Regions from separate parts of the Mus musculus genome. Here regions 1, 3 and 4 are each linked to region 2. A link is a loop called in an ENCODE intact Hi-C map of the cell type or tissue named here. Cell type or tissue: heart. All regions are shown on one strand. Links, peaks and the distances in the headings refer to the core of each region. The heading gives the core; the rest is flanking DNA.

Evidence for each region. Hi-C counts contacts between places; a loop is a spot of excess contacts. Peaks named below come from ENCODE experiments on the same cell type or tissue, not always from the same donor. Only the 100,000 strongest peaks of a DNase experiment are listed, where the experiment ranks them.
Region 1: it touches region 2 in a loop (2.0-fold over the local background); 2 of 42 quality-filtered maps call a loop at or near these places.
Region 3: a loop joins it to region 2, with 2.0 times the contacts of the local background. A loop is called at or near these places in 8 of 42 quality-filtered maps.
Region 4: a loop joins it to region 2, with 1.9 times the contacts of the local background. A loop is called at or near these places in 3 of 42 quality-filtered maps.

The regions. Positions count from the first base shown.
Region 1 is chr15:83,093,912-83,099,357 of GRCm38, reverse strand. No RefSeq gene overlaps it. Among named protein-coding and RNA genes, the nearest start is that of Serhl, 3.6 kb to the left of the region's middle. In heart, for the core only: a CTCF peak has its summit at 3,199 (motif pointing right); no DNase peak of the experiment used is centred there; H3K27me3 peaks cover 347 bases.
Region 2 is chr15:82,897,358-82,902,803 of GRCm38, reverse strand. All of the region lies in intron 1 of Tcf20 (transcription factor 20), which reads left to right. It overlaps Tbrg3 (transforming growth factor beta regulated gene 3), which reads left to right and starts at 4,343. Exons shown (of 1, transcript NR_027799.1): 1 at 4,343-5,446. It overlaps Gm20324 (predicted gene, 20324), which reads right to left and starts at 3,724. Exons shown (of 4, transcript NR_045068.1): 1 at 3,536-3,724; 2 at 1,732-2,085; 3 at 990-1,088. In heart, for the core only: a CTCF peak has its summit at 2,569; a DNase peak (open chromatin) is centred at 3,023; H3K4me3 peaks cover 2,807 bases; H3K27ac peaks cover 2,269 bases.
Region 3 is chr15:82,812,526-82,817,971 of GRCm38, reverse strand. Tcf20 (transcription factor 20) reads left to right here. Exons shown (of 5, transcript NM_013836.3): 4 at 2,312-2,361. Among named protein-coding and RNA genes, the nearest start is that of Cyp2d26, 21 kb to the right of the region's middle. In heart, for the core only: a CTCF peak has its summit at 3,024 (motif pointing left); a DNase peak (open chromatin) is centred at 3,451.
Region 4 is chr15:82,984,477-82,989,922 of GRCm38, reverse strand. It overlaps AW121686 (a long non-coding RNA gene), which reads right to left. Exons shown (of 2, transcript XR_384274.3): 2 at 2,125-3,200. It also overlaps a transcript of Tcf20 not described here. Among named protein-coding and RNA genes, the nearest start is that of AW121686, 6.0 kb to the right of the region's middle. In heart, for the core only: a CTCF peak has its summit at 2,049; a DNase peak (open chromatin) is centred at 1,982; H3K4me3 peaks cover 1,870 bases; H3K27ac peaks cover 243 bases; H3K27me3 peaks cover 2,458 bases.

The DNA of each region.
Region 1 (5,446 bases), core at 209-5,208, 200 kb before region 2:
CATCACAGGCTGTAGTAAGGGGAGGGAGGGGAGGCTGGGCAGAGCCACTGTGGAGAGAAATTTGAGGCTGAAAAATAGGCCAACGTAGATGAGGGGCTGGAAAATGGGGCCGCCTGGTTGTGACAGGACTTTTCTGAGTGGTTTCACTCAGAGGTTAGGAGCTGGGAACACACCACGCTTTTCTGTTCTATTCTTTGGTTTTTGGAGACAGGGTTCGAACTCACTCCATAGCTGAGGGTGACCTTGAATTGAGCCGCCTCCCTCCCTCTCCAGAACACTGGGGTTGCACGCCTGGTTTATGCACTGCTGGGGGTCAAACACGTGGATGCATGCATGCCAGGCAAACATTCTACCAACTGAGCTACATCCCCAGCCCTTTGAGAACACTTCTGTTGGGTCCAATCAGTGGCATCTATCGGTGGAGAACACACTTTGATTCTCGATAGATAAGGGTCTTCACTGAGTTCTGTCGGAGTACAGTCACTCAGAGCCACTGGGAACAAGACACCTACCAGGAAGCCTGGGACCTTTCCCAATCTTTCCCAGTGACACATTGTTACCAATACTTGCACTTGGCATCTCGCATTCCTTTGACCTCAAAATTCCCTTGCTTCAACCAGCCCCTCCAGCAGCCATGACCTCAGCCGGCTCCTGTCTGTCCTGCTGGTCCATGGCTACAGTCACTGTCCCTCCATTCAGTCTCATCCTCATGTTCACATCCATCTGTGTCCCATCATTTCCATCTACCTCTTCCCTTTCCGTCCCTGTGACTCCATTCTGCCCTGCTTATCCTGCGACCACAAGCTGCCACCAGCCCCTTCCCCACCTCTTATTTTACTCGTGTGAAAATCTGGGTGCCTCTCACTGCGGGCTGGGGTGGGGGTTGATCTCCTGCCGGTCTATTAGATGGTGTTGGGGGGGGGCCTTTCCCTCTCCTGTGCTATCCGTTCTCTACACCTGACTCTTGCTGTCTATATCTCTGAGCCTTTTCCCCCCCTTCCACCCTGGACAATTCCTTCCTTCTACCCTGGACAATTCTACCCTCTTTTCAAGACTTGGTTTCAAAGTCAGCTTCCCTAGAAACCCTCTCAGCCCTCACGGGTGGAAGCACCTCCTTGTTTCTGTTCACACCATTGCTACCTGCCTCTCACCCCCACGTGGCTCTAGCCGTCTCTCTCTCTCTGAATGCATGTTGGCTTCTTAAAAAGTAGGATATGGTCCTTGTAAAAAACAGTTTCCCCGCTAACATCTACCTGAGGGCCTTGTGCACAGGAGAGACTCAATCGATGACTGCCTATTGGATTGGCTGAGAATCGCTGCCCCAGGCTCACTCTCTAGGGGCTCACACAAGCTATAGCAACAAGAGGGCAGGGAGGATGTGTGAGTGTTTTTTAAGGTCTTAGGTTCCTACCCTGTGCTTAAGCTTCCTCAGATTGGAATAGCAGCAGCATCCAGGGGAAGGGATTACTAAACACACACATCCCCAACTGAGAGAGACAAGAGTTCCCCAGGAGTTCCCCCCTTTATCAGCAACAGGAAGCTCCTAGCTAAATCTGTGAAATGACACTAAACACAGCATGGGATCCCGGGTTGGATTCTGGAACAGAAAAAGAACCTGGGAGGAGGAGCTGGGGCGGGGCGGGGGGGGGGGGGGGGGGAATCTATATAAGCCCAGAGTGTAGACCGGCAGCAGACCAGTGTTTATTTCTGGCTGCCCATGGCTTGAAAGATGCTGACAGCGCAAGAATGGGGGTGGGGTGGGAGCGTTTAAATTCTGGAGTCTCTTTGCAGTTTTTCCTGTAAATTTAAAATTATACCAAAATTTAAGTTTATTTTTTGCAGAGAGAAATGAAGACCAGAGCCTTGCGTACGGTGGCTCAAGTCTACAACCTCAGAGGTTGTCTTTTTTTGTTTGTTTGTTTGTTTTTGTTTTTCCAGACAGGGTTTCTCTGTATAGCCCTGGCTGTCCTGGAACTCACTTTGTAGACCAGGCTGGCCTCGAACTCAGAAATCCACCTACCTCTGCCTCCCGAGTGCTGGGATTAAAGGCGTGTGCCACCACACCCAGCTATCTCAGAGGTTGTCTTAGGGTTTCCATTGCTGTGAAGAGACATCATAACCAAGGCAACTCTTATAAAGGCAAACATTTAACTGGGGCTGGCTTACAGGTTTTGAGATTCAGTCCACTATCATGGAGAGAAGCATGGCAGCATCCAGGCAGGCATGGTACTAGAGGAGCTGAGAGTTCTACATCTTGATCTGAGGGCAAACAGGAGACTGTCTTAATGGCAGCTAGGAGGAAAGTCTCAGAGCCCACCCCCAGTGACACATTTCCTCCAACAAGACCACACCTCCTAATAGTGCCACTCCCTGGTCCAAGCATATACAAACCACCACAGAGGTTGAGATGCCCAGCCAGGAAGATCTCAAGTTCAAAGCCAGCCTGAGCTACATAGCAAAAACTGTTTCAAAACAACCTCGGGCTGGAGAGATGGCTCAGCGGTTTAAGTGCACTGACTGCTCTTCTGAAGTTCCTGAGTTCAAATCCCAGCAACCACATGGTGGCTCACAACCATCTGTAATGGAATCTAATGCCCTCTTCTGGTGTGTCTGAAGACAGCAACAGTGTACTCACATACATAAAATAAATAAACCTTTAAAAAACAAAACAAAACAAAACAAAAAAACAACCTCAAATTTAACCAGGCACATGCTTGTAATCCCAGCACTCAGGAAGCAGAGGCAGGAGGATCTCTGTGAGTTCCAGGCCAGTCAGGGCTAGAGAGTAAGACCCTAGCTCAAAAGCCAAAACTCAAAAACATTCAAATGAGAACTTTAAAAATTTTATTCATGTTTGTTTATCGAGACAGGGTTTAGTCCGAAAAGGCTTGTTATATTCTGAGGGACTGTTTGTTGAGAAGAAACACAGAACTGTATGTTTCTCTCTACCTGGTCGGTTATCTTAGAGCTCTCAGGTGGTTAATTTTTACTCTATTATTTATTATTATTTATTAAAATGTACTTTATTATTCAGGCTTGACTGAATTTAGAGTTCTGATGGAATTATACATTTGAGCATGTCTGTGAGGTTTTTTTTTTCTCTAGATTAAATTAATTGAGGTGGGGAACCCTACCTTAGCTATGGACAGCACAGTTCCCTGGGCCAAGGAGGGAGGGCACAGCTGGCTGAGCACAGCAGATGGCGCTCTCTGCTTCTCTCTAACACTAAGTCCACAGTCACTTCTGTATTAGTTCCCGTTCTGTTGCTGTGATAAAATACCCTGACCTAAGTGCTTAAGGAAGAGGGTGAGGGTTTTTTTGGCTTATGGTTTCAGATGGACAGAGTTCATCCTGGGGAAAGAGTGTGTGGTGGGAAAAGCAGCAGGAAGCTGGCTGGTCACATTTTTATTTATACACATCAAGATGCAGAAGGGGGGAATGAGAGGGAGAGAGAGAGATGAGGGAGATATGGGAAGAGATGGGGGAAAGAGAGAGATAGGGGCAGAGATGTTGGGAGAGAGATAGAAGGAGGGATGCATCTAGAGGGGGGAGGAGAAGGGGAGAAAAGAGAGGAAGTAGGACAAAGCTAAACCCTCAAAGCCCACCCCCAGTGTCACATTTTCTCCAGCAAGGCTCCACCTGACCTAAAGCTTTCAAAACTTCCCCAATCAGTGCCACCAACAAGAGACCAGGGGTTCAAATTTCTGAGCCCGTGAGCAGCTTTTCTTACTCAAAACACAGTCTGTGCACCATTGACCGGTGTGTGATCTCAGGGGTGGGGGGTGGGTGTGTGTGTGCTGTGGTCCCTGAGACTCTTAGATGCACAAACAGAACCAAAATCACAGGAAAGAAAAAAAGCATGTCCCTCCATCTTTCTCTGTGTCCTTCAGATGGGATTGCCTGTGTGCGGCTGCTGGTGATGGAGGCAGAATTTCAGGCACTCAGTTCACTGGGCAGCACAGACGGCATCCCAGTAGAATCATTTGTTTATGACTCTGTCTTCTTAGGATACTATTAAATCCATTCAATGAATTCTAAGTCTCAGATATGGTCTCAGTTCTAGATTTGCATCTGAGACCGGTCTTCAATCCGTGCACTCAGGAGGCAGGATAAGGAAACTGAGGAAGAAAGGTTATGAGTTCAAGGCCAGCCTAGGCATGTGTCTTAGTGTTTCTATTGCTGTGATGAAACATCATAACCAAAAAAAGAAAGTAAGTTGGGTAGGAAAAGGATTTGGCTTACAGTTCTGGATCATAGTCTGTCATTGGAGGAAGTCAGGACTGGAACTCAAGCAGGGCTAGAACCTGGAGGCAGAAGCTGATGCAGAGGCCATGGGGGTGGGGTTACTGCCTACTGGATAGTTCATCATGGCTTGCTCAGCCTGCTTTCCTATAGAACCCAGAACCACCAGCCACCATGAGCTGGGCCCTCCCCCATTGATCACTAATTGAGAAAATGCCTTACAGCTGGGTGTCATGGAGGCACTTCCTCAACTGAGGCTCCTTCCTTTCTGATGACTTGTGTCAAGTTGACACAAAACCAACCAGTACAACTGATCCCTTGTCAACTTGACACACAAACACATCACTATTAAGCCACAACCTTTCTTTTCTTATTCATCCCCAAGATCCCACATTAGAAAACATAAATAACTTTTAAAAAGTCCCACAGTCTTTGCAAGTTAAAACACATTAAGATTTCAGTATCTTTTTTTTTTTTGGTTTTTCGAGATAGGGTTTCTCTGTATAGCCCTGGCTGTCCTGGAACTCACTTTGTAGACCAGGCTGGCCTTGAACTCAGAAATCTGCCTGCCTCTGCCTCCTGAGTGCTGGGATTAAAGGCGTGCGCCACCATGCCCGGCAAGATTTCAGTATCTTCAAAATATCCAATCTCTCCCAAAATCCAGAATCTCTTTTTTAAAATTTCAAGGTCTCTCAGCTATGGTCTCCTGTAAAAATCAAAATTAGATTAAATTCCTACACGAGAGAGAGGAACCAGGGCACAGTCACAATCTGAACCAAGCAAAACCAAACTCTAACAGTACAAATAACTCAATGTCCAATGTTTGAGAACTACACACGATCTTCTGGGTTCTTCCAAAGGGCTTGGGTCACTTTTCCAGCTCTGCCCTTTGCAGCACACAGAGCTTGTCTTCAATGCTCTGTCTGGCTCTACTCCACAGCTGCTGCTGTTCTTGGTGGCCATCCCATGATGCTAGCATCTCCAAAATTGCTGGGGGGAATGGAATCTCTTGCTTCATTTTCACCAATAGGCTCTCTTCAGCGTGCCAAGCCTTGACTCCTTTGCCTGACCCCTCAGTCCTGGGCCTTCAACTGCCACTGAGGCTGCACCTTCACCCATGGCTCCCCCGGCCTCTCACAGTACCAAGCCTCAGCTGCTCTCTGTGACTTCTTCATGTCTTCAAAACCAGTATCACATGGGTGAC
Region 2 (5,446 bases), core at 269-5,268:
CCTGGCTCAGTTCTCACAAGTCACTGATCTGCTGAGCAGGGCCAGTCTCCTCAATCAATCCGTGCTGACAGATGGTAGCAGAATCAGTGACCTAGAGGCAGAAGGCTCCATTTGTAATCCCAGAGCGGCCCAGGTTCTTGGAGGAGGGCTGAGGAGTTTGTAATAAAAGGAGTGACACAGGGTTTCCAAAAGCCATCTCAGAGCCAGAGAAAGAGAGAAGGGATTAGTTTTGCCTCTGGAATTGATACACAGTGATTCCGTTCAATAGGTAGTTTAGAGTGGACTGGGTTAGGAGAGATGGGAGAAAGAAACAGCTCATTTACTTTGTTTTCTTTAAAAGACTACAAAGTATAGAAAGAAAACTGAGATGGATACATTTGAGACAAGGAGGATACAAGAGGCTGAAGCAAGCTGGGTGTAGTATTGTCAGGGCCGCGATCCCAGCACCCCAGAGGCTGAGTCTGGAGGATGATGACTTGAAGCCAGCCTCTGAGACTCTGTCTCAAAACAAAGTAACGACCCTGAGTTGTAGGACTTTGGGTAGCAATTAATTTCCCTGAGCTTTATCTGCTCAGCTGTTCTGGCCTCCAATTTACAGTGATATCCTTCTTTCAGTCTCCTGCATCCTTGGACTCCAAGCGTGTATCACAGTGCATGGTGGTGTTAGAGTTAGTTGTGTCTGGTACTGCATGAATTCTTGGTGCAGCTCTCATTAGATACTCTCAGTACCTATTAAGTGAGGTAACACTAGGGGGTCAGGCATGGAACTCAGCGGGGAGAAATGAGTTGTCCAGGCCCCCCACACAGCACAAGAGCACTACTACCTGTCTGCTGGTCATGATTTCAATGAATGTGTTTCCTCTGTGTGATAATTCAAAGGCATATGGTAGGGTCCCAGCAGATCTGGCTGTAAGAATGGGGCAAGCTTCCATGTGGTGGTCATCTGGATAGTGTTCTGAAAGGGACTGAAAGAGTAGGGAGGGGGCTACCGTAGGGAAGGAGGCAGGGACTGGACCCAGTGTTTCTCTGCATCCTGTTCCTCGTGAGCTCTCTGGTATCCTTCTTGTCCCCGTGAGGCAAAGTGAGACCTAGGAAGAAGGGAGAATGAGGAAATGGTGTCCCTTTATGAACTGGCTGGGGATGCCTTCAACACTGAGTCACCAAGAAGGCACATCTACATTCTCCTCCCTCCCACGCCCCTTGGTGCAGAAAACTTTAGAGGTTTCCAGTTCCTCCCACCTTTCTCATGGCAGTCTTGACACTAGCAGTAGCCAGGCTGTGGTCTCTTAAAAGCCTTAGTGGCTGAGAGTTTGAAAGAAACAGAACAATGGGAACAGCTAGAGGGCAGGGCCTGGCGGTCTATTCAGCTTTGCCGCTTTGCTCCGGAAGGGCTTGGCACTTTGCCTGTTGTCAAAGAGGTGTGGGGGAGTCAAATCTCCGGGAACAGCCAGACCTGCGTTGGACTAGCCCCTACTTGATGAGGTGGGCTGGGAGAAATCATTACCTTCTCCACCACATCCTCCTGATAGGGTCCCTAGAACCAGGATCCCTAGCTGTGCCTGGAATCACCAGACCCTCTGTGGGTGGCCTGAGGCTAGGGAGAGTGAAGTACTCTGGCTGGATAGAATGAAAGGTGAAAGGGTAAAAGCCAGGCCACAGGGATCTGTAGATCCCAAATATATGAAATCTGGTCCCCAGACCAACCACAACTGACTCCTGTCAGCATCTCACCTTACACCCAAAGCATGTTTGGATTCCAGTTTCCTCTCAAGTTGGGTTGCTTTAGAGGGGAAGCCACAGACTCCCCAACATCTAGGCTGGATGCAGGCTTAGTTTAGAATCAGTAGTTTTAGGGACACATAATTCAAACCTTCTCCTTCCTCTTGCATCTGTGAGGTCCAAAGTGGAGAGGTCTCTGAGTGTGCCAAAAGCAGGGTATAAATAGTCCAACCTCACCCTCTCCTTATTAGCTTCATTTTGCATAGCAGAGGGGTGGGCACACAGTAGGTACTGCCATCTAAGGCAGCAGTTCCAACCTAGGCGTCGGGACAGCTTTGGTAGTGAATGACCCTTTCACAGGAGAGGCTGTCAGAAAACAGAGATTACTATTCATAACAGTAGCAAAATTACAGTTATGAAGTAGCATTGACATAGTTTATGGTTAGGGTCACCACAATATGAACTATATTAATGGGTCAAAGCATTAGGAAGGTTGAGAACCACTGATCTATGAGACGGTGGTTGTACATGAGATTTTTCTTGAGGAAAAAGAAATTTAGCCCTTTGCTCTGTGAAGATATCTGAGGAACAAGGGAAGGCTGGCTAGGGCCTGAGGCATGGCCCTGGAAATCTCTTACTTCAGTTCTGGGCCTACCATCCAGGAGTGCAGAACCTCAGCACCACTGCAGACTACTGGTGTGGAAGTCTATTTTACACGTGAGGTAGGTTGGCTTCTTTGCTTTTAGAACGGAGGAAACTGAGTGTCAGAGACTGTTGTTCATCCAGGAACACCCAGTAGGCACCATGGGCAGAGAGTGCATCCGCACACACCAGGCCATGTTACCCACCTGGGCCCGGCGGACGTTAAGAAAGCGGGAGCCACCCTGGTGGCAGCTCAAGTAACTATACAAATTGCCACGGGCTTCAAGGGCTGCCAAAGGCGCGACTTCGGATTTGGAGGCTCTGGGAGAACTCCAGAAATCCCAGTAGAAGGTTCTGTGCCACTAACTCCCCAGAAAGTTGCTCTGGGGCACCCCACAAGGTAGCCTTAAGCGGAGGGCTGGAGGTAGCACTGGGCGCGTGGTCCCGGACCGCAGAGTAGGGGGTCTCCTTGCTGCGCCTCTCGACGCTGCCACACGCGGGTGGGCAGCGCGCCACCCCGCCCCCGGCCCCGCCCCCTGCGCCCGCCCCGCCCCGCCGCGCGCCCTCCCGCCCGCCCGCGCGCCGGGGCCCGGAGCCGCCTCATTGGCTGCGCGCCGTCACCTGACGCTCTGTTATTTCCTGTGTGTTGGGAGAATGGAGAGAAAAAACCCGGAGCCGAGCCGCCTTCGGCCCCTGCGAGGCGGCCACGGCCTCAGCCGGGGGAGCCCTCCCTGAGGCGCGCCGGAGCGGGGAGTGAGCCAGCGAGCGCGCGGGCCGGAGCGAGCCTCTAGGGGCCGCGGCCCCGGCCCGCCCCGCCGTCGGCCTGGGCGTCCGCGCTGGAGGCGGTGGAGGCACCCCCACCCCCACCCCGCGCCGCGCCGCCGCCCCCTCCCCTCCCAGCGCCGGCGGAGGCCGAGGGACGGGCCGGGGGGCTCCTGCAGGTAACCGCCGCCCGGCCTGAGGAGAAAGGGCAGCCCGAGGGGCCGGGACCGGGCCGCGCCGCTCAGGCTGGCTGCTGGGAGCACAGGTCGTGGCCCGGCCCGCCCTGCAAGTGCTGAGCCTCGGGAGTCGCGGAGCGGGCTGAGGGGACCGGCGTGGGCTGCCGAGGGGTCAACGGCCAGGACCGGCGTCAGGGCAGAGCGGCCGGAGGCTCTGGGGCTGCGGGCGGAGATACCTGGTCGTTGCGGCCTGAGGTGCTGAGGGGTCCACGTTCTTGGCAGCCCCGCGGGGACCGGCGTTGCTGGCCTCTTGGCCGGGGGCTGGGGGCGAGGCACCCGTGAAGGGCCGGGCTTGGAGCGGGCCGGGGAGGGGCCGGCTGGGGCTGGCGGAGCAGCCGCGCGAACACCTGAGGCCATGTGGATGCGGCTGCCTGTCGCCTGCCGGCGGCCCAGAGCAGGTACCCGGCGGCGGGGCGCGAGCTAGGGGCGCAGGATGCACTTCCTGTGTGGGGCGCTCTCCCCTCCCCCGCCGCGGTGAGCAGGGCAGGGCGCAGGGTCCCGCGGAGTCCACGAAGGAGCTCTTTCTCGCGGGTAGGGGATGGGAAGGCGAGGCTCTGAGTCTCTCTTCCTCATTCTCACGGAAAAGTGGTGGCTTATAGAAGAGTTTGCTATCCGGCCTGCGGCGGGAGGTGGGATGTCTTGAGTGCGCCGGGATGGGAGTGGAATTTAGTGTGTGTGTGTGTGTGTGTGTTGGGGGGGGGCAGTGGAGCTGCGGATTCCTCCACGGTTTGTGGGTGCGGACACCAGTTTTGCTTGCCTGCCTGTATTCAACTCCTTTGGGGACGAATCAGAATTAGGGGTTTCTACCCGAGCTCTGCGTTCTCCCTCCAGAGATTAGATGACTCTGGTAAATGCTATAAAAATGGATGGAATTTTTGAGCTATTATCTAACAGGCTGATCTTTGAATGATAATTGGACCCTTATGTTAACAGCCTTAGTGAAGAGTTTTATAAAAGATTTTACATGGGGTGGCATTGGCAGCTGGGGAAACGGCACTAAATTCTGATCTAGGAGGCCTGGAATGCACTTCCAGCTTGGCCACCAAATAAACTGTAGCCCTGGGCAAGTTACCTACCCTCTCATGCCTCAATTACACTTCTGTTAAAGACTCCCTTGCAGGCCAGACATTTCGAAGGTTTATTTGAGTTTGGTTTGGTGGTTCTTCCACTCCGGTTTTGTGCTCGCTCTCATTTTGATCATAGGAACTTTACTGAGAGATGTAAGATGCGCCTCACTGGCTTGAGAAGTAACTTGGTCAGGGTAGTTTGTGCTCAATTCCCAGTGCTTTTCTGTGCTTCTGAAGAGAAAACGCACACTATTAATAGCAGTCTAGCTTATGTTGAATGCACATTATTATGCTTTTTTTTTTTCCTTTGTGATAAGAGTTTTCCGAAAAAGCACTGGCTAATTGGGAAATATGGATGCGATGATTGGGTCTGTTTTTGTTGGAAGCCCTTTCCACGTGGGGAAGGGATGCTATTTCAAGATCTTTTAGGTGACTCTTACTTGGCTAACTTCAAATTCCAATTTCAGTCTTGGAGTAGGGATAAAGTAGAATTAGCTATGCGATGTAGTAGGCTTGCAGAATTAATATCCACCTCAGGATGCAGTAAATGGTTTGCATCCCCGGTTTATTCCTAGTGGTAGCAGGGTACTTCCCTGGCAGATGCTGAAGAACCCGTTAGTTTTACTGATTTTCTGGTGTGTGAGGGCCCTGGGCCATATGCTTTTGAATGGTAAGTACTCTTAGACCAACTTGGATTTTGCTCTTGTTTGTGGAAGACTTTGTTTTGTTTTGTTTTTGTTTGTTTTTTTGTTTTTGCTCAATTCCCCATAAAATATAGCTCACTATGGTTTTTTTAGATCATTTTTTAAAAAATTTTGGTCTGTATAGCCTTAATGGTCTTTAAACGTGGATGGCAAAATGGGCTCATAATGTTTATCTTGTGTATGTGTTAAAAGAAGGTTTTCTTTTATATTAGTTAAAATCATGCCTGTCACATAAGGAGACACTTAAGATTATACATATGAGTTATTTGGAATTTTTTATTAGGACTTGAATTATGACCTCATGTTTACTGTATGA
Region 3 (5,446 bases), core at 233-5,232, 85 kb after region 2:
GGCCAAGCTTCACAGGGCCATGTTTGACTGGGCCTAGAGACTGGTGGTACAGAGCTGCTGGAGCTCAGGTGAGCAGAGAGTGCTTCCATGAGTTCCAGTTGTCTGTCTCCTGCTGTTAATCTCACTGGCAGATTGGAGCTGCAGGAGTCTTGGTCATGCTATGTGCTGGTAGGTTTTAAATTAATGCATTTTATTTACTGCTATGCTTGTTTCATGCTGGAGGAGGGGCCTAGAAGTTAGTGACAACTGGTGAGTTCTTGGGCCTTGATCTAAGAAAGCTGATAGTCTACCCTGTAGATGAGATGATCTGAGACTCCAGAGGCAGATAATACTAGTGAGTCAAATTCTACCACTATCTCAGCTGATTTGTTTAGGATCCTGAGGGTCTGAGAAGTTTTCATTTATGTGTTCCTCGGCTTCTTATATACAATTACACTTAAAATCTGTGGCTATATAGGCTGCTAATCTGGATTTCATTTAAACTGGTTAAATAGTAAACTTACTAAGGTAAGTGCCTGAGAGCTCTCTGAGAATGTGTGATCAATATTTATTAACATTCTGCCACCATGTCCTGCGTTGGTAACCTGGCTGTCGGTCTGTCAGAGTTGTGATGTACAAAGTGAACTCATTAATTAGATTTATCTGCCCTGCTCCACACACTACCACCTTTGTGCAGTAAAGCTGGACTTCTTGGAGGCACACATATTCTTGCTGCCATCAGGAATGCTGTCACCATGTTAAAAGTTGGAATATATCATTTTTTTTCCTCCAGGGATTAAAATCACCCTCATGGGACTTGGTTTTCCCTCTGAAGTATTCAGTGTGAATTGTGTAATTTAGTATCTTGTGTCTTTGGAGGCTGTGGGATGTAAGTGACAGCAGAAATTCCAGGCTTACCTTTCTAACTTGAATACTGAGCTATCTCTACAGAGGGGGAAAGGGTACTGACTTTTCAGGTGGATTTTATTTTATTTTATTTTATTTATTTTTTTTGGGGGGGGGGTTTGAGACAGGGTTTCTCTGTATAGCCCTGGCTGTCCTGGAACTCACTTTGTAGACCAGGCTGGCCTCGAACTCAGAAATCCACCTGCCTCTGCCTCCCGAGTGCTGGGATTAAAGGCGTGCACCACCATCGCCCGGCTCAGGTAGTTTTTAAAGAGGTTCTGCATTGGTCCTGTGGAGTTAGCTGAACACTCTGTTGGAAATTAACTTTGACAGTGACTATTGTCATTTTAAACATACAGAGAAATTTTTTTTAAAAATTTATTTATTTTATATATGTGAGTACAATGTCTTCAGACACAACAGAAGAGGACATTGGATCCCATTACAGATGGTTGTGAGCTACCATGTGGTTGTTGGGAATTGAACTTGGGATGTCTAGAAGAGCTGCCAGTGCTCTTAACCTTTGAGCCATCTCTAGCCCAATAAAAACATTTTAATGGAAACCACCTATTTTCTTCAAGAGAGTCACGGCTATATTTTTGTAGAATTCTTTTAAGGCTTTTCTTTTAATGAATATAAAACATTTTAATGAAATTTAGGGCTGGAGAGACGGCTCAGTGGTTAAGAGCACTGACTGCTCTTCCACAGGTCCTGAGTTCAATTCCCAGCAACCACATGGTAGCTCACAACCATCTGTAATGGGATCCAATGCCCTCTTCTGGTATGTCTGAAGACAGCTACAGTGTACTCATAAATAAATAATAAACCTTTTTTAAAAATTAAAGTTTATTTATACATTTATATGTCCTGGTTGTTGGGGGTGATTTTTGTATCACAGTATCATGGTTATTTACCCATAGCATCAACCACTTTAAAATACTAGGGTTTGTTTTGTTTTGTGACTGATGCCATGTTAATGTACCATAGATTATTTTGGATGTCAATGTTTTCCTATTAGGAACTACAGTGTGGTCCAAGAAGCAAAGAATATGAGGAAAACAATTGCGTGTCTAAGATGCAGATCTAAATGGTCTTAAATGTTCAATAACTTGAAATCCAGGTACAGCCAAAGCTCCTGGAAGGGAGTATAGGGTCTCCAGTTATCATGTGGGCGCCCCATGGCAGTTCCCTGGATAATCCACTAAACATAATAAAGCTAGGGGAAATACATATATGTCCAATGGCATCTGGCTTCTCCACAAGTACTGTTGGTTTATTTTATATAAAAGAGTATTGCATATATACATTTGAAACTAGGAAGGAAATAAATCAGTATTGAGGCCCCTTACATTTATGTGTATCTGTCCAACCAGTATAGCCATACTCAGTTAAGCATACATTCTAATCTGACTGTCTTGTTTTGTAGATTGTTTGCTGCATGAGGAGAATTTCTCGGTGAGGTGCCCCAAGCACAAGGTGAGTCACTGACCCCTGCACTCTCAGTGGAGCTGGCTATGTAGCTGGGAAATAGGGGTAAACCCCAGACACTGGGAGGCTTCACCCGTGCCCGTTCCCTATGCTGTAGCTGTAGCCTTCTCCTGGCCTTTGGAAGGTGGCGTGTCACTGAACTGAATGACTCCCTGGGGAAGGGGCCCAACAGCCTTTGTGGTAGGTTGGGAAGAGGTTTAGTTTTTTGAGGGGAATGTCTGTGATTCAGGAGTAATTAAATATCAGACCCAATAAAACTTACTGCTTTGTACATGAGTTTTAGTAGAACTCTATCTAGTTTGTGGATCTGGTTAATGAGTTGGTGCAAGGCCTGGTCTAGAAACATCTATCACACTAGTAAGTAGGCCAACTCCAGAGCCTGGGAGAAGCCCTCATTCTCTCTCAAGTAGTGCAGCAGAAGCAACCCAGCGGTGTATAGGTGATGGCTGCTGCCGGCCCATTTCCCAGTGTGGTGAATGCTCACTTCCTTTAGGAAAGGTGAAAAGATGAGACTTGTACCCATTCCTGCGGTACAACAGAAAGCATGGGATGGGATGAAGGAGGAGGGCAAAGGTGGAAACTTCTGCTGCCCTGCTGCCCCTGTTTTCCTGTACTTGGATCTGTGTAGCTGAGGTCACACTGACACCTGGTGGTCATTGGCGCTCAGTCTCCAGAAGGGCTGGAAAATACTAAAGGAGTCATCTTTAGAGGACTGTCCTCAGAATGTTCCTGACAGATTATGCTTGCTTTTAAGAATAATTCTCAGAGATGGGTCTTAGGATCAGACAGTATTCTCTTTATTTTTACTTATAATCATGTTTTACCTCAGCAAGCCCAGTCTGGGTGCCTCCTGTTTGTCATTCAGTACTGACTCTGCTTTTTATTTCCTTTTCCATGTGCCATTCCTGTCCTTTCGTCTACCCTTCCTGGTTCCCACACACTGTATTTCCTGTTCTGTCCCTTTTGTCTTGTCTCTTGGCTTTGGCCGGCATCAGCCTCCCCTTCCATGCCCTCTCCCCCCCTTGCAGAACAAGACCGCAAAAGGCAGCCTCAGCACAGAGCAGTCCGAGCGGGGGTGAGGGGGGAAGTGTGCACGTGGGAATGGACAGCAAGCACAGGTGAGTTGGGGCCTGCTGAGCTCCCACCACCTCCTCACCCAGCTCCGTGTGTATCTGGCCTCTGGCCTCCTAATGGCTCTAGGCTGCACCACCAGCTTTTAGTCATGTGGATTAATAAAGCAATAACAGAACAGCTTTTTATTTTGTTATTTAGCTTCCTGAATGTCTGCAAGAAGGCTTCAGAACTAACTATCCACTGCCAATTGGAGTCAGGACAACTTTTCTAAAGTTAGCCCTTAGTGAAGAGCTGACAAATGAGCCTATGAGTGATGGTCCTAAAGGCAGAGCTTCTAAGACAACCCTGTGGGTGGGAATCTTCTGCCAGGAGCCTGGTCTTTTGACTCTTGCCTTAGTGGAACCTAACCAGTGGTCACTTTAAAAACAAAACAAACAAACAAACAAAAATCCTTAAATTTTGGTAAGGCTTATATACTATGTTTGTTCGTTTGTTTTTGAAAAGAAAAAACAAACAGAATATTTTCCAAATTTTATTATTTGTAATCTCACTCCAGTATTGTGAAGAATTCTTTTTTTTTTTTTTTTTTTTTTTTTTTAAAAGCAAGCCAGGCAGTGGTGGCGCGCACCTTTAATCCCAGCACTTGGGAGACAGAGGCAGGCGGATTTCTGAGTTCGAGGCCAGCCTGGTCTACAGAGTGAGTTCCAGGACAGCCAGGGCTACACAGAGAAACCCTGTCTCAGCACCCCCCCCCCAAAAAAAAAAAGGCAACAAAAAAAACAAGGCAAATGAGATTTACTGGACTTTCATCATCCAGTTTCACTATATTCTTAATGGTGTCAAGGTATTAAACTGTGATGGGTGTGCTCACAGCCATAAGAATGCAGCTTAGTGGAGACGGGGTCTGGAAGCTTGCTTTGTCCTCTCTGCCCTGCATGTCACTGAAGGATGAGAAAAAGTAGGCTGAAGAGAATGGAACTTACATGGCCAGAGGCCTTGTTGCTCCAGTGGGCAGAGGTACTAGCTGTCTCTGAGGGATAATTCTCTAAATAGGGTCCTCTGTTCCTACAGCCACAACAGGCTCATTCTCTGTTGGGTTTGCCCTCTTCCCTGGTTAGACTAAAATCTAGGAGGTTTTTTATTGTCATTTTCTGGAAAAAAATCATAAATTTGAAAAACAGTTGAATCCATCTCAGAGTATTTGGCTTTCCTCCTCCATGAAAATGTTTGTTTAATTGGTAGTTCATTTACTGACTTCAGAGAAGGCTGCTTGCACCTTGCTGTGCCATAGGTCTGGATTCAGATGTGGGCTCCCTAGAAGGGATGCAGGGTGCTTTGTTATAGTGCTTTTTGTCTTTGCCTGCCTCTTGTGAAAGGTTCATGAAAACCACCTACTTGCTCTTGGGGCACAAGGTCCTACCTAACATGAAGACTAATGGACTGACAAGGCGTTGTCAGCTCTGCAGTTTTAGAAGTTGCTGGTTTGTACAAGCTGTACAAAGTGGTGATCTCTCTCTCTCTCTTTCTCTCTCTCTCTCTCTCTCTCTCACACACACACACACACACACACACACACACACACACACACACACACACACACAAGCATATCTGTGTGTATGTTTTGGAGAACTATTTACATTGGCCTTCAGTGGAACTAATGGACTTGAATGCCACCTAAGTAGAATCTGCAGTTTCTATGTCGTTGTCTCTTTAAGTTGGCCCAGTGGTTAGAGTCAAACTCTAAGCAGGTCATGAGACATATTCTTGAAGTAAGTGTCCTTGAAGGCTTGGCTGAGGTGGAACTTGGTTTTGTCTTTAATTGTAGCCTGACTTTTGGAATCCAGACCTTGGTAACTCATGTGTTTGGGACCTTGGTTGTCATCCTACTTATTCTTGGGTTCTTCCAGCTCCAGCCCCAGACCCTGAGCAGAACAGTGAGTTGTATTCTGTACTTCCCGGGCTGGTATCTGGTCATAGGAGGCCTGACCCTTGTGTGGAG
Region 4 (5,446 bases), core at 113-5,112, 87 kb before region 2:
ACCGGGCAGGCAAACGGGATTCGATTTGCACATAATTTTAAAGGCCTCTCCATTGTGTAAATCGAGGCACACTGGTATTTGAGGTCATTTATAAATCTGAAACTAGAGTTTAGAAATACTTAGCCTTCTCCTTGGCGAATTTTCCCCCTCATCCTTAATGAAATATTTCAAAGACATGGAAATGTACAGAGACAAGCATAAACATTTAGGCTCACTGTGTCAAATAAGCATTTCAGCTACGGTGGAAGCATCTACATCTAGAATATACCACTTGTTTTTCTTCCTGCCTTGTTGGCTCCATCTTCTCAGGGAGACCTAAGCCGACCACCCATCCCTGCCCAAGACATCATCCCCACCTCTGAAACAGGAGTGCAATTACAGCCTCTTTAATTAACTTGGCGATTAATCACCAGCTGCTTGTGAAATAGCTTTCATTGTCCTTGTCCATCTCTGGATGGGGTGGGGGTGGGAAGGAGGCAGTCAGGGTGTGTGTGGGAGGATGGGACAGTGGGGCCCTGCTCAGAGCACCACGCTGGACATGGTTGGTTGGAAGGTCTACCTGCGAACTCCTAGCATTTAGAGGGCTGCCTCTCTTCTGGACTCTGGGTAGGCAGTGGCCACCAGGGGCCAGGATCAGAAATGAGCTGGAGGAGGTTAAGCCCCAAGAGAGCAGTGGGCAGCTGGGAAGGGAGTCTGTCCCCAGCAGCCTCAGGGCTTCTGCGCTTACTGTTCACAGATCCAAAGGAGCCTGTGGGTTGAAAAATATAAATGAGCCTGGTTTGGAAATTGGGTCTTCACGGATTTAATTGACCTAGGATAAGGTTACACTGGATTAGGGTGGGCCCTAAATCTACCAACTGGTGTTCTTATAAGAAGGGCACGTGAAGTCACGGACACAAGAACTCATTCATCAGGCACCAAGCCAGCCTTCCTCAGTCCCGACTCTGGATACACACTATATAGGAAACAGGTTTCCCCGGAGCATTTTTCTGGTTCATTAACCCACTACGATCCAACTCTATGAGCAGCGCCTCCTACACACTCCTTTATCAGGCAAGCCCTTTCTCAATCTCTTCTTAGAAACTACTCTTCAATCAAAAAGACCTCTCAGGGTTTCTCCAAGGACATCCCAACCAAAGATCGGTATCTAGGATCATGTCACTTGCTCGTGGTTTGATCATTCTTGTGGCTCTCCCTGGGTACACACGTGCTATGCCCAAACAGTCAGAGATTGACACTGTGACCTGTGTTAAGCAGGTGGGTTTCCATGAAGGGAGAGGCTCAACAGTCACTGCGATCTTAGCACGGAGACAGGAGGGGTTTCATTTCGGCGCTGCGAAACGCCGTGCTAGGGACAGCACATTCACTGAAATAACTTATATTGCGACCCTCTTCTTGCTTTAGTCTAACACTGGACACGTGAGAAGCAGGTTCTGATACCCCACAGGGCATTGCTGTTTACAAAGCTGGAGCCTACATATTAAGCCTATATGTAACCACAATCAGGCCGGTGGTTCCTCCAATCTCTGTACCTCTGTTTCTCCTTAGGACTGTTGCCAGCGTTAAATATAGCTCCAAGACCCCACGTGCACCATTTCTATTAATATAATCCACAAATGTTTTTGATACACCTACTATAAGGCAGGCACTGGGGCTACACTACTAAGCGGTCGAAACCCCGAGTCCTGACCTCATGGAGGTGGAGAAGGACAAAGAAATGTAGTTATCATTCGAGGTGGGATTAAACATTACGATGGGGAGCACGGTGTTAGAGAGTAAAAGGCTGCAGAGTTCAGGAGGAACCCACAGAGCAGCGGCCGCCTCAGGGGGAAAAAAAAGGCAAAGAATAAAATCTACACACCACCACCACCACCACCACCACCTCTGAGTCTTCTTCGTCTCAGCCAATTAGGCATCAGCATCGCGAGTGGGCTGACCAATCCTGAGCTGGAACAGGAGCCTTGGTCGCAGGCCACGGTTTCCTAGCGGAGGGAGGCCAGGGCAGAGACACTTCGCTTTGCCCGCCCAGGCCACGCCCTCTCTCCGCCCAGGGCCACGCCCCCGCAGCCAGCTGCGTTTGCCCGGAGCCCGCAGCTAGCGGCCGTTGGGGATGAATATTGTTCTAAAGGAAAAAAAAAAAAAGAACAAAACAACTAAAAAAACGGAGAAGGGGGTTAGGGGCAAACACCACGTGGCTGCAGGAGGATTACAAGATTTCCTTTCCTTTCTCTACTGACAAGATTGCAAAATGTGTGTGAACCAGAAGGCACAGCCAGGACGGGAGCGTGAGGAACTGTAGTAGGCAAGGTAGGCACTGGGATGAGACACTGGGTGAACCTTGAGGGCATCGCTCATGTGCTGGGTTGTGTAGACCCGGAGACTGCTGAAGCTGTGTAGACGCAAGCGACCCGAGGACCCCCGAGGCGGTGTAGATGAGCGCAGGTGGTGCGGAGGAGGCGCCCGGGAGATCTGAAACGGGGACAGACTGATCCCCAAGGCTGAGGTCCGCAGTGGCTGGAGAGTGTGTGGAGGTGCGCGCGGTCCTGGGACTCGGGGGACCTCCAGGTAGCCGGGAGCAAGCGAGGCTGTGGACGCGAGTTGATGGTTGGTAGTGTTGCAGAGCCACGGGAAGCTGTAGACGCTTCTGGAAAGTTTGCTGGAGTGCGTTGAGTAACTCCCGGAGGGGAAAGGGGCAGCTCGCACACACGAAGACCCCGCGGCGTCCCCAGAATCTTAGGTTCTTGGTTATGGCGACTTGTGCGGGTGGGAGCTCCAAGCCTCGGGTTCAGCAGCCCCCTTTTCCCCCGGGTAGTAAGATGAGGCAGGAGACCTTGATTCCGCTAATCTGCTCTTTGGTGCAATTGGCTGCATTTGAAGTGTCCCCGTCTCTCCAGTGAGGAATCTGAGAAAGAGGGTAACTTGGTGTCCCACTCTAGGAATCAGAAGACAGGACTAACACCATGCGTTCTGGCTGCTTTTCTCAGCTTCAGTGAGGAGGTTTGGGTGTGGGTGTGGGTTGGGGGAGTATAGGGCAGTATAGATGAGACAGAGGGATGGGGGTTGTGTTGTTTTGGGACTTCTGGATTTGCTTGTCATTGCCCCCGTGGCTCCAGGTGTCCATGTATCTTGGAGGCGGGAGCTCAAGGCAGAGCTCTGGCAGGGGACGCTAGTGTCTCTTATTCTTCCCAAAGGTGTGAAGCCTGGGGCAGAGCCAGTGGGACAGGGGATTAGTGACACTCTTCTATAAGGAAAAAAAGGCGCTTTGACTGGGCGGGTGTGGGGGTAGGATGGGGGTGGGGGGAGGAGGGCAGAGAAGAGCCTGCTGGTGAAGAGATACAGACATGTCTAGGGTGATTCTTGGGTGAGTCCCAGGCTCATTTTCTATCACGTTCTGTACCCTTGGTCCCTGTGGGACCTTTGCATGTATTGTTTATTCTTTCTTTAAAAAAGATTTATCGTCAGATGTGGTGGCATATGTCTTTAACATCATCATTCAGAAGACAGAGGCAGGTAGATCTCTGTGAATTTTGAGTCCAGCCTGGTCTACCTGGTGAGTTCTGGGACAGTCAGGGCTACATAGAGAGATCATATAGTATTTTACTTTGTGTGTATGTGTGTACATGCGTGGGGGCATGTGTGTGTGTGCGCGCGTGTGCATGTGCGTGTGTGTGCGTGTGCATGTGCTGGAGCATCAGTACCACTGTCCTTATTGGGAGATCAGAGGTCTACTTGCCGAGTTAGTGCTCTCCTTCTACCTTGTAGGCCCTGGGATTGAACTCAAGTCCTTGGGCTTGGCTGCAAGCACTTTTACCTGCTGAGCCATCCTCACAGCCCCTATTTATTCTGTTGATTGATACAAAACAGAACATCTGCTGCAGCTAGGCATGGGCAGTGGAGCAGTGACCAAGACAGAGCTAGTCACATTCCTCACAGGGATTCCAGACCAGTGCAGGGACACAGGTGACAAGCAATACACGGCCAGGAAGGAGAGGCAGCTTGGGTGGGCATCAAAGAGAGCCTGTCTGTAAGGGCTGACCGGAAGAGGTGGTCGATAATGCGCCTCATCTCCTGGGTCCCAGGGCCATTGTCACAACTTTCAGGAAGGCTTCCTTGCTCTTCCTGACTTCTTGATAGTTCATATATCACATATATCATATATATGTGATAGTTCATCTATATATGTGTATGTATGTATGTATATATATGAGAGAGTCCCATATCTGGCATGATGCTTTGTATGGACAACACGGTAAATGATGTCTGTCCATGTCATTAAGCAGGAGCTCAAAGATGGCAGCTTTCTGCTGGCCGGATGAGAGGCAAAGGGCCTGGTGGCCAGGTAGACCTTCCCAAAGAAAATGAGCTGTTCAGCCTGGCAGGTGTGCAGGGATTTTTCTTTCTTTTCTCCTTTCCCCTGGCTGGAGGCCTGGGCTCCACCACTTCAGGCCACGCTCATAGAAATGAATTAAAAGAAGCCAGCAGGCCTAGAGGGAGAAGCAGGCAGAGTGCTCATAGCAACACTAAAGCGGTGTGTGTGGGGGGGGCGGGGGGGGGGGACGGGACGGGACCACAGGGCCTCATCAGGGAAGGCGCAGGAAGGAGAGCACCTGTCCTAGCCCTAGGCTCAGACCCCCCCCACCCTCCCCTGCTCCCACTTTTTTGTTTGTTTGTTTTTGTTTTCAAGTCAGGGTTTTTCTATGTAGCCCTGGCTGTCCTGTTTTGTTTGTTTGTTTGTTTTGCTTTTATTTTCCTGGCTGTCCTGGAACTCACCTCTGTAGACCAGGCTGACCTCGAACTTAGAGATCCTCAGGCCCCTGTCTCGAAAGAGCTGGGATTAAAGATGTGTGCCACCCACAGGACTGCTCCTATTTCTTGCATGAAGTTTCCTTTAGCACTACTCTGAGGGAACGTAGAGAGCGAGGGACCCCGGATGGCTAGATTACAGGGCCACCATAACTATATCCACTTCCTGTCCTGTGGACAGGACCCTGAACAGCTTCCCTTAGCCAGAGTCAGACCCCTAAATAGAGCTGCATACATGGAGTCAGATCACAGACTCTTGGCTGGAACGCTGGAATCCCGCTTAGAAGAACTGGCTGTAATTTGATTTTTCATGGCTTCTACGCCCGGCAGACCTGTTCTCCTGGCACCTTCCCCCGTGGCAGGTTGTCGGATTCTTGCAGATGTTGGATGAAGCTCTTATGGAATCTCCCTCCAACCCACCCCACTTCAGGGGTTTGAGCAGGCCCATGGCTAGAGAGCCTGTCTACATACTTTATTCAGGCTCTGGCCTGGACAGAATCAAAGCTGCCTCCCACCTACCCACCGGCCCAGCCAGCCCTCCTGCCTGGATTAGCTTTAAAAAAAATTAATTTGCAGTGATTTACTTCCTTCTGTTCTGTGGGGATCACCAGCATTTTAAACGTGTATTTAAATCACATTCCCT